Linked DNA regions of Homo sapiens: region 2 is linked to region 1. Evidence: chromatin loops called from intact Hi-C (ENCODE). Cell type or tissue: PC-3. All regions are shown on one strand. Links, peaks and the distances in the headings refer to the core of each region. The heading gives the core; the rest is flanking DNA. Region 1 overlaps MAML2 (mastermind like transcriptional coactivator 2). Region 2 overlaps MAML2 (mastermind like transcriptional coactivator 2).

Region 1 (5,384 bases), core at 177-5,176:
CTCCTTTGATTTTATTAATGGATGATAGGATTGAAAATAAGCCAGAAGGTGCAGAAAGCTGAGATTATAGTAAAGCAGGCAAATATGGCACTTGCCATGTTTATCTACAAGCTTGCCATTCTTTGGGCAGTAAATGAAACAGAGCATTAAAACAAGGATTTAAAAAATGGATTAAATTATCCCAGCACTTTGGAAGGCTGAGGTGGGCGGATCATGAGGTCAGGAGATCCAGACCATCCTGGCTAACATGGTAAAACCCCATCTCTACTACAAATACAAAAAACATTAGCCAGGCGTGGTGGCGGGTGCCTGTAGTCCCAGCTACTCGGGAGGCTGAGGCAGGAGAATGGCATCAACCTGGGAGGCGGAGGTTGCAGTGAGCTGAGATTGCGCCACTGCACTCCAGCCCGGGCAACAGAGCGAGACTCCATCTCAAAAAAGAAAAAAAAAAAGATTAAATTTTAAAAATAAGAACAAATGGTGACTGGAGGGAAAAACAAGAGGAAAGAAAACGAGCAGTAATCAAAATCTTGGGAGAATTATTTTCAGTTTGATTTTGTGAATTTTATTTATACAATAAATAATAATGCTAACTGAGGGTCAAATTAATCTATGAGAATGTTATAAATGACCTTAAATCAGCACATTTGGAGAAGTAAAAAACTGAATCTGTGACTGAACTCTGTCTTCATTTATCATAAAAACCGTACACAATTTTTAATCTTCCAATGTCTCAGTGACACCTATTTCCAGATTAGTGGTCCTCGAACTTTAGTACATGTCAGAATGTCCCAGAATGCTTGTGAAAAATACGGATTTCTGGGTTCCATCCTCAAATACTCAAGTTCAGTAGATGTTGGTTGGGACCCAGAAAGATGCAAGGACTTCAGGACATCTTTTAAAAACATTAATATGGAGAATAATGAGCCAGGAGGGAAATAACTCTTTGAGTCAGAGAATGCCACTGATTTTAGGAATTCTGACCGTATCAAATACAAATTTTAGAATTTAAATATTTGTTCATGGTGATATATTAGAAATCTAACATAACACATATTGGTGAAAAAATAATTATAAAATTGTCTGCAGTTAGGTAACTTGGTTGTTTATAATCAAACTGTTTAGACAATAACATTGAAATAGTTACTGAATTGAACACTTCCTTATTTTATAGACGAATAATATGGAGCTCAGGTAGTCAAAGTAATTTGCACAATATCATGTCACTAGCTAGGGACCAGGCAAGATATTTGCTCTTTCCATTCATTATGTTGTGTTCCTTTCAAAAGTCTCTATAAGTCTCCAATATTATCAGAAGGACTTGGGGTAAGCCAAGAACCCCATTAGACGATACCTTCGGCTCATGTAGGAAAATAAGGTTATAGGCTTGTATAAACATAAATATACTTAACAAAAGCAATTCTACGGTTATAGCTATAGAATACACCTTGTCTTTCCTCTCAATAAATGTCATGAACCACTGGATGGAGTGTCTTAGTTTGTTTTCTTTTGCTTATAACAAAACACCCAAAACTGGGTAATTTATAAAGAAAAGGAATTTATTTCTTACAGTTATGGAGGCTGAGAGGTCCAAGGTTGAGGGGCTGCATCTGTTGATAGCCTTCTTGGTGGTGGGGATTCTGTGGCACAGGGCATCACGTGGCGGAGGGGGCTGAGCGTGCTAATGTGCTAGCTCAGGTCTCTCTTCCTTTTATAAAGTCTCCAGTTCCCCTCCCATCATAACCCATTAATCCGTGAATGGATTAATCCATTTATGAGGACAGAGCCTTCATGATCCAATCACCTCTTAAAGTTACCACCTGTCAATACTGCCAGATTGGAGATTAAGTTCCAACATGCGTTTTGGAGGGGTCATTCAAACCATAGCATAGAGTAATGATGGTAAGTTGTTTCAGGCATAAAATTTGAAATAAATTATGAGGCTCCATGATATGCTATATTGGTTTTACCTTCAGAAGAATATTTAGTTTCACTCAGGTTTTTCAAAGCTACGCTGTCCCCCAAAAAACGAAACAAAACAAAAAAACAACCTTTTTAAGAGTTGATGGCTACTCATTTGATCTGCCTCCTCTGCTGAATCAATTAGGAATTTTTTTTTTTTTTGCCTGCAAATAACAGAAAACTGACTAACAGTGTAAGAAATAAAGTGATTACAAATAGGGATTTTTCCTCCCACACACACTACAATATTTCTGGATATAAGGTCATTATGGGTATTAGTTTAGTGACTCAAATAATATCACTGCTCAGGGTCAGTTTGTCTGTGATTCTCTATGCCTTTCTCTCATAGTCTTAAACTGCAGGTATCACATTGGCAGACTGGAGGGAGGAGTGAGGGCAGCCCTGGTGTTCCTCTTATCAGAAAAGCTGAAAGTGTCCCAAAAGCACACCCCTCTCCTATCAGATGTCCATCTTATTGGCCGGAACTATGCTGCACCTCCATTCCAAGAACAAGAGACACTGAAGAAAAAAATGTATTGCTTTAGCTTCTAAAAAGGAGACGGCCAAGGGATAAGACAGTTGAGAAGGGTGTGGCATGACAGAGTGTCTGCTGCTCTCTTGGTTTTAGAAGGAACTCCTGTTATTCCAGTGTCACCTGAGTACAGACTGGGTCTCATGGGGCCACTCCAGATTCAGACATTCTTCTTTTTTCTTCTGCTCTACCACCATCCTTCTAGAGTCTGCCAGTTTGCTTCCCCCCACCCCATCCCCCAACACCACACAGAGTGACTCCACTCCCACACACACAGGCATTCACACAGTCCAACCTTCATTTTTAGGAAGTCCTGGAACTGACTGGCCTTTAGGAAGGTGGCACAGGTGTTCCGAGGATTATAAAATGTTTTATTGAATAAGTTTTCTCTGTGGATGTCCAGGAACCTTTCCTCCCAGCCTGTTTGAAAGAATAATGATTAAATTAGAACAGGACATACTGATGTTTAAAAAAAAAAAAAAAATCACAAGTCAGTATCTTGAAAGTATATCCCAAGGCTTTTTTTAAGGTAACCTTTATACTGAACCATAAAAAGATTAAAGACACCTTCCTCTAGAATCAGGCCCTGTCATTCACATTGAGATTGTTCAGAAAAAGAAGAGTTGACACCTTTACTGAAAGGAGTCAAGGTCTTGCAAGCAGGAAACTGGTTTTATGACAATTCCCTGCCTTGCTAGGTAAGCTGGTCCACATCGAGATGACTCTCTCCTTGACTTCTGACTTACTTTGTGTTTGTTGGAGGAATCCTATGAGTCATATTTAGCCTTTCCAGCCTGATTGAGTTTGAAGGAGCCACTGGATTATTGCATACAATGGATTTTGCAAAGAGTTTTCTCCAGCATACCCACAGGAGAAAGGCAAGTCGGTTCATAAATGGAAATTCTAGACAAACAACTAAGCTAAAGACACCTCTCTGTATAAATGCTTCCAGATGGAGACAAGTTTTTCACTTCACTCTCCACAGTTTTCACTTTAAAGGGTTATTGAGATGGAAGCATTGGAGCGAAGCACATTAGAATCACTTGCCCCACCTTGCCTTCTGAGGAAGAATGACTTACGGTTGCAAGGGGAAAATGCTGGCTAAAAAATAAATCTTGGTCTGTTCCCCATAGTCTATCAACACATGCTTTTCAGAAGAAGAAAAAGAAAAAAAACATCTGGAAAGAATAGGACTGAGTTGGTAGAACATCTTGAAGGGGGCTGGCCTTCACTTAGAAAATTGAAAAGACATGCAGATAAGCCATTAGGAAGAAGAGTCTGTGGTTGTTAAGCAGAGTTACCTAAAGAAGGAACTTCAAGATACAAGTTTAAAGCAACACTCTGTAATTATTTGTATTATAGTATAAGGTTGTTAAGTTTGTCTTCACCCTTTGAAAGAGTTCTGAACAGAGTTAGTGTTTTCGTAAAAAATCTCAGGGCCTACAAAAAATGCCATTTGGCCTCCACAATAAGTTGCTCCCACCCAGAAAGTCCTCTCCCTTCTACAGCTTCCTGTATAAAAGGCTGGGATACCAACATCTGCCTGAAGCAAAAACACATGTATTTTAACCAAATAAATAAAAAGGAACAAAAGTCTGAGTACATCATGCTGCTCATAGTCTTACTGGCTGACTCCCATTGGCTCTCTCACTGTTGTTATAATTTCGTTTATGCCCTAGGCAGATGGGCCTCTCTGCTCATAGGTGATTTAGAATCTGCTGATAGTGGCTGGAATGAAGCATGGAGGATCTGGCAACTTCTAAGCACACTGGCTTAGACCACTGTATTCTTGGGCTTTGATGTTTACTCCATATATGATTCCCATCAATGGTGATACCTGGGCCATTGTCCAGTGGGTGAATGTGATTTTCTTCTTTGGAGAAGCCCATTGCAAATCACAGCTAATAGGGACCCTAATGAGGACGTTCACCTCCCAGCTCCTCTGTGCCAGGGCAGTGGATAACAACAGGATGTGGGTTTTAAACACATGTAAGCTTCTTCAAGCTGCCTCTTTCAGTTTCATTCTTTTTTTAAGGCACTAGAAAATATAATCCACATACTTGAAACAAACATTTTTTCTTGCTGCTAATGTTTTTTGTCGTAGTTTTCTCCCATGTCAGGAGTGGATTCCACTCTGATTAGTACCAAGATATATTAATTGGTACAATATGTAAATGAAAACATGGGATATTTACAAGGTAGGCAGAAGATGATATATGCTTATAAGTTTCACTTTCAGTAAATATGAAAATGTATTTTATTCATCCTCCATGGTTGTTGTTAAAGCCACTCTGCTATACCTTGGACTTAGCAAATGATTTTGATGAATAGGACCAAAAGATGTCAAGAGCCACAAACCTATCACGGTAAAAATTAAAGGCATTTAGTTCCAAATTAATTTATTTAAAAAGAAGTTGTAATATTTGAACAGGCCATAAAATTAGGATCAAGTAAGCAAATCTGTAGGCATTTTATCAGAGACAGGAGCAATGAGAGACTGCAGGAAATAGAAGGGAATCAGACTTTTATTCTTTATAAAGTTGTTATTCCAGTCCTCACCATCCCCTTTGCTCCTCTTCCCAATTCATTATTTTCCTTTCTGTTACTAGTAAGTCCTTCTCGTCTCTCCTCTTCTTCCCATCACCCCCAGGATACACAGTAAAGAGAGAATACCAGAAATGGGCAGCACTGGTGAGCAAAGAAATATTATAGAGGTTTTTTTTTCATTCCAAGTTTTAAGTTGTCCTTGTGCATGAAATATGCACATGATAAAAAGGGGGTTGCCATCAATGCATATTGTCTTGAAAAGCCAAGGGCTCTTTTTCGGTTTTTCTCTATAATGAAGACTGTTAGACTGTGGACTCTATAATTATGCTCACTGAACAAATAC
Region 2 (5,384 bases), core at 295-5,294, 54 kb before region 1:
GCAACAAAAGTTAACACCTTTCAACATACAATTGTTTACATCCTACCCCTGCTTAAAACTCTTAAGTAGCCTCCTGTTGCACTTAGAATAAAATCCAGGCCCCTTACGCAAGCCTGTAGGTCCTGCTCATGCTGCTGCCTGCCTCGCTTTTCAAGCCACCTTTGCTTACTACACAGAAGTTGTGTGTGGATCATTTAATTCTCCAAATGAGCCCAGATCTTTCTCCCCAGAGGGCCTTTTATTATGTTATTTCTCCAACTCATCACCTGGCTGCCTCCCACTTAATTTTTAGATCTCAACATGAATGGTAGCCTTATTGAACATCCCTCCTAAAGAGATTACTCTTCTGTTATTCTGTATCTTAGCCCCTTCTTTGTTTTATTTATAGCATTTGTTACAACCTGCATTTTCTGTGTTTATTTATGTATTGGTTCCCATTCTGGTCTATCACTCCCTTTAGAGTAGAAACTCCATTTTATTGCCTTTTTCATTTGTGTATCTGCAGTACCCACCAGAGTGCTTGGGTATACTGGTTGCTTCTTGAATGGGCAAGCAAGTACCCTGACTTATTCTATTCCAGAAGATAGGGTATAAAGGAACAGCAGGAATAGGTGCTTCTGTTTTCCCTAACAAATCCATCCCTCTAGAATATTAAGTGGAAGGATATTACAAGAGTATGCAACAAGTGACCCACTTACCCAGATTGAAACTCAAGGAACTGAACCAGAGATCCCCTCATTCTGTTTTTCAGAAAAGTCACAGGCTTACATATTGCTGAATGATGGCAAGGCTATGTCCACATGATAGAAAAACTGTATATCCCAGTTGACTGGTGCTTTTGGCTACCTTAATGGCTTCAGTCTACCTGCCGATCTGACCATTGGGAAAAAATTAGTTGTGAAGTTGCATTATGTAAAACTGAAGCTTGTGTAGTCAAGACCAGGGTTTCCCTATAGTTCCTCACAGCCAGCTCCTCTGTGCAGGGACTGGATGCATAGCCTGGCTCAGAGAGGATGGTAGGAGGCTTTGAGCCAAGTATCCTCAGGGACAACTAGATTGCTCTCTTCTCTGTTGGGCCTTCTGGGTACCACGCATGATGAGATTGAGTCATTCTGACCTGTCAGAGTGGGTGAGTGAATGCTATATGAAGATAAACCAAGACCATTAGAACCCTTTGAATCCAGAGGCACAAAAATGTAAAAAGCTCTATGAAAAAAACAGGAGTCTGGAAACTGTTAACAAGATCCTAGGACTAGTTTAAATTTTAAAGTGTGAAAGAGATAGCATTGGAATAAATAAAATGTACTTCTACTTTATACGGTAAGTGGAGATAAGCATATAGGAAAATCAGCCCAAGAGGTAGTAGCTTGAATGAAAATATAAGTATGAAATAAATTAGATACAATATAAATATATTTTACAGGAAACCAAAATGGATTATTTAGGGAATGTTTAGAGTTATCATTTCCAGCCTTTAAGGTTAACAAGAGGACAACTATGTCCTTCCACAAATTATCCATTGGCACCGTTTTGTCCTCATTTTTTCAATACCATTCCCCACCTTCCATCTACATTAGGACCATGAATTGGGATCAGACATTGTCAAGTATCCCCTGGAAGGCAAAATATGTCTGATGGAGAACCTCCTCTTTAATATACTCTTTAGAACTAAGGAAAACAGCCCAGGTTGTTGAAATCAGATTAGGAAACTCATACTATCTATCTCAGAAGCTTTCTAGTGCCTACTGTAACTAAATGGAACCTCTAGGGTTGGCACTTTGTTGTTTGGAGTAGGACAAATGTTTGGCCTTTTAAATTGTGGAGTAAGAATACAATTCCTCACTGGTGGCTGCAACACCAGCTTCCCGTTCAGAATGCTGACTTTGTCTGTCCTCTGGCCTAGAGTCTGGATTGCAGGGGGCTGGGATGGAGCCATGCCTGCCCCTGCCACTCCCATAACTACTTCCCCTCTGGACCCATTTGAAGGAAGGCTGTTTCTGTGCCAAACATTTATATTGGGTACAAAATGAGTCTATATTATCTTCTAGACAGAATAATGGAACAGTAGTTGACTCAGGGCTAGAATTTGGGAGGCATCTTGGAAAAGGGGAAAAAAAGTTAAGCTGCCTATTTTCCCGTTTCCCTGTGTTTTAGGTTATCTTAGCAGAAGGAGTTGAAACAAAGAGAAGGAGGTGGCAATGCCACCGTGTAAAATGCTTATTATACCTCTTAGATACGTGCAGCACTGGTCACCAACCCACAGGAAGGATGTTGTTATTGTCTGGGAGTGGGTGAGGCCTCATGAAAAATATCTGTGGTATGAGGAAATGTTAAACAAGCTGGTCTTGTTCTTACTAGGAAAGAGGGGATATCAAGAGGACTTAAAATGATTCCAAACTACCACTCAGAGTTAAAGGTGTTGTCTTTGAAATAATCCAAAAAGACCATCTGTAGCAGGCCCTAGCAGGCCACAGGTTTATAAACAGCAGCTGGCTGGCCTAGCTCAGGGGGCACAGGCCAAGAGGCCACCTGTGACTCTTGTCCCGTTTTGGTATTGGTTTTCTGTCTTTAAATCACATCACCCAGGGCTCAAGTTAAGCAAAATCTTCTCTGCAGAACTAGCCTTAGGAGACCTTAGAAAGTTCCCTTTCTTGAAAAATGCTACTTCAGTTTGCCTGAAATTTTTTCCTTTCCTTTTTCATATCCCTGCCCTCTCCCAAAGACCCTATGGGGAGAAGAAGACAAACAAATTTAGAAAGCAGAAACACCAGATGAATTACTGTGCTCCTACTCAAGCTACTTCACGGGATGTATCAGGGTACTTAAATCACCTGATTCACCTGGCATCAGAACCACCTGGAGTGCTTGATAAACTGCAGATTCTAGGGTCTTATTTCAAATGTCGAAAAATCCAAATTTCTGCTGTAAAACCCTAATATCTGCATTTTTAATCAAGTATGAGGACCTTCATGAGGATGGGTATATTTGTCTTTTTATTCACAAATGTATCCCAAAACACTAGATCACTTCCTAAAAACACCTTAAAAATATATGGTTCTCTGTAAATATTTATTGATGAGTGAACAAACCAAAGCCTTGTAGGATTGGCTTAGTAGGATTTGTTTTTGTTTCTTTTACTAAATTATAGCAGAAAACAGTGACAGGAAAGAGGAGTCTTTAATGGGAGAAAGGCAGGCTATAAAGAGGAAGGAAAAAGTCAGTTTGAAGAATGGGGCAATTTTGGGGAGGCTGGGCGAGGTGGGGAACAATAATGAAGACTGTGTGACCAAGAACAAGTGGTGGGATTTGGCATGGTGGGAAAGGAGTGTGAAAAAAGGGAAATGCAATGAGGCAGTGGCTAGAGCAAAGGTTCCGAAATTCCAGTGAGCCTCAGAATGGCCCGGAGAGCTGCTTACATTGCACCTTGGCGTCCACCCCAGTTCTGAGATGGGGATGAAGGATTTGCATTTCTAACAGCTGCTCAGGTGGATGCCGATGCCTCGGGATTTGTGAACCTCTTAGAGTTAGACTATTGGTCTCAGAAGTTAGATAGATCAGGTTGTGAGCCCCAGCTCTACCCCTTGCTAATTGTGGGATCTTAGCAATCTATTTAACCTCCGCACCTCAGTTTCCTTCACATGTGCAAGAGGGATAATGACGATTAGATGGTTGTGAGACTGAGTTGATGCACATAAAATACTTAGCATAGTAGCCAGCACATTCAAGTACTCACTATCTTAAAGATTATTATTTTGTCTGGCGCTAACACTGCACTTTTTGGGGAAAGTAGAAAATATAGTTGTCTTCCCAATGAAAGAGAACATATTGCTTCCTATAACTAGCATAACATTTAATAAAGAGATGGACTAGTTCAGATTCCAATACAACTAAGCTATTTATTTCTGTGTCACAGTACAGTTCCTAACTAACTGAAATTAGTTCCTGATAAGAAACTAAAGCTATTTTTCACAACAGGTAAGTCGATGGCCTGCCTGGAGATAGACGGTGTGATGGCTGCACAGCAATGTGAATGTGCTTAATGCCACAGACTTGTACACTTACAAATGATTAAAATGGTAAATTTTATGTAATGAATGTTCCACCACAATAAAAAAAAATAGTGGATAGCCTGAATATTACTTTCTGTGCTCTGCCTCATACTTCCTAGAGGGAAATTCAGTTTAGCATATTGTCAAACAACTATTGTTCAAATTTGCTTACTTAAAGAGTGACTAAATTTCAAAACATACATTGTACATCTCCTGGGATGAGCTCTCGGGGCTTCCTACTGTCCATTCAGACTCAGATGAATCCATTGTAATGATGAATCCAATGATATTTTCAGTTCCCTAATGTTGAATTACAATCACTTCTCACACACAAAAGCCCACCTATCTGGATTCTCATTGGGTGATTAAAGAAGAAAATGCCCTTTAGGACTTGGCCTGAGACAGCCTGTTTTGGCTTTGGAGTTTTCCTTTGTGAGATGATAAACTTGATTGAGAAAGGCAGGGCATTTGCTCATTCTTTTTTTTTTTTTTTTTTTTTTTTTGAGATAGAGTCTTGCTCTGTCGCCCAGGCTGGAGTGCAGGTGGCACAATCTCAGCTCACTACAACCTCCACCTCCTGGGTTCAAATGATTCTCCCACTTCAGTCTCCCAAGTAGCTGAGATTACAGGCCCCTGCTATCATGCCCGGTTAATTTTTGTGTTTTTGTAGAGACAGGGTTTCACCATGTTGGCCAGGCTGGTTTTGAACCTGCCTCGGCCTCCCAAAGTGCTGGGATTACAGGTGTGAGCCACCAAGCCTGGCCGGTGTTTGCTCATTCTAGCTACATAGATCTTTATCAGTGGCTATAGCTTTATTATTGTTACATGCTACACTGGCAAAGAAGGATATCTTTGCTCTTAGAATCAAATAGTACACACCATTGGAAAAAAGCCTTCCTCATCAAAGTCACAAAAAGGATCTTGAAAAAATTATTTAGAAAAGCAAATGTAGACAACTTTTGATTGCCTAACTCTCAGTGAAACTTAACCATCATAGAGGTATTCTCCCTATTATAACAAAGTTAGATTCCAAAAGCTTGTAAGTAAGCTGTGTATAACTTGGACATATGTTTTCCTATAGCACCATTTCTGCATGTAAGACTGTGTTTCGAACCTCAGCTTGGAGCTTGGACAATCAAGAAGAGGTGTCTTTGCTGGCCTCAGCTATGAGAATCCTATCTAGGTACCGCCATCTCTAGCTATCTGTAGCACCAACCCTCTGCTACTACTGCTGCCTTCTCCCGTGGGATGAATGTGGTGAATTGTGCATTCATATTTCAGGAATGATTAACATTCAAGGTTGGAGATATTCCAGAATCACAATTTGATTTTATA

What was found. A loop is a pair of places that touch in the nucleus more often than their neighbours do. Peaks named below come from ENCODE experiments on the same cell type or tissue, not always from the same donor. Only the 100,000 strongest peaks of a DNase experiment are listed, where the experiment ranks them.
Region 2: a loop joins it to region 1, with 2.1 times the contacts of the local background. A loop is called at or near these places in 18 of 110 quality-filtered maps.

Annotation. Positions count from the first base shown.
Region 1 is chr11:96,257,536-96,262,919 of GRCh38, reverse strand. The region is part of intron 1 of MAML2 (mastermind like transcriptional coactivator 2); the gene reads left to right. Among named protein-coding and RNA genes, the nearest start is that of MIR1260B, 81 kb to the left of the region's middle. RefSeq lists enhancers at 4,075-4,124, 4,165-4,254. In PC-3, for the core only: no CTCF peak of the experiment used is centred there; a DNase peak (open chromatin) is centred at 3,219; H3K4me3 peaks cover 1,062 bases; H3K27ac peaks cover 2,756 bases.
Region 2 is chr11:96,311,388-96,316,771 of GRCh38, reverse strand. The region is part of intron 1 of MAML2 (mastermind like transcriptional coactivator 2); the gene reads left to right. Among named protein-coding and RNA genes, the nearest start is that of MIR1260B, 27 kb to the left of the region's middle. In PC-3, for the core only: no CTCF peak of the experiment used is centred there; DNase peaks (open chromatin) are centred at 1,961 and 2,271; H3K4me3 peaks cover 1,321 bases; H3K27ac peaks cover 4,686 bases.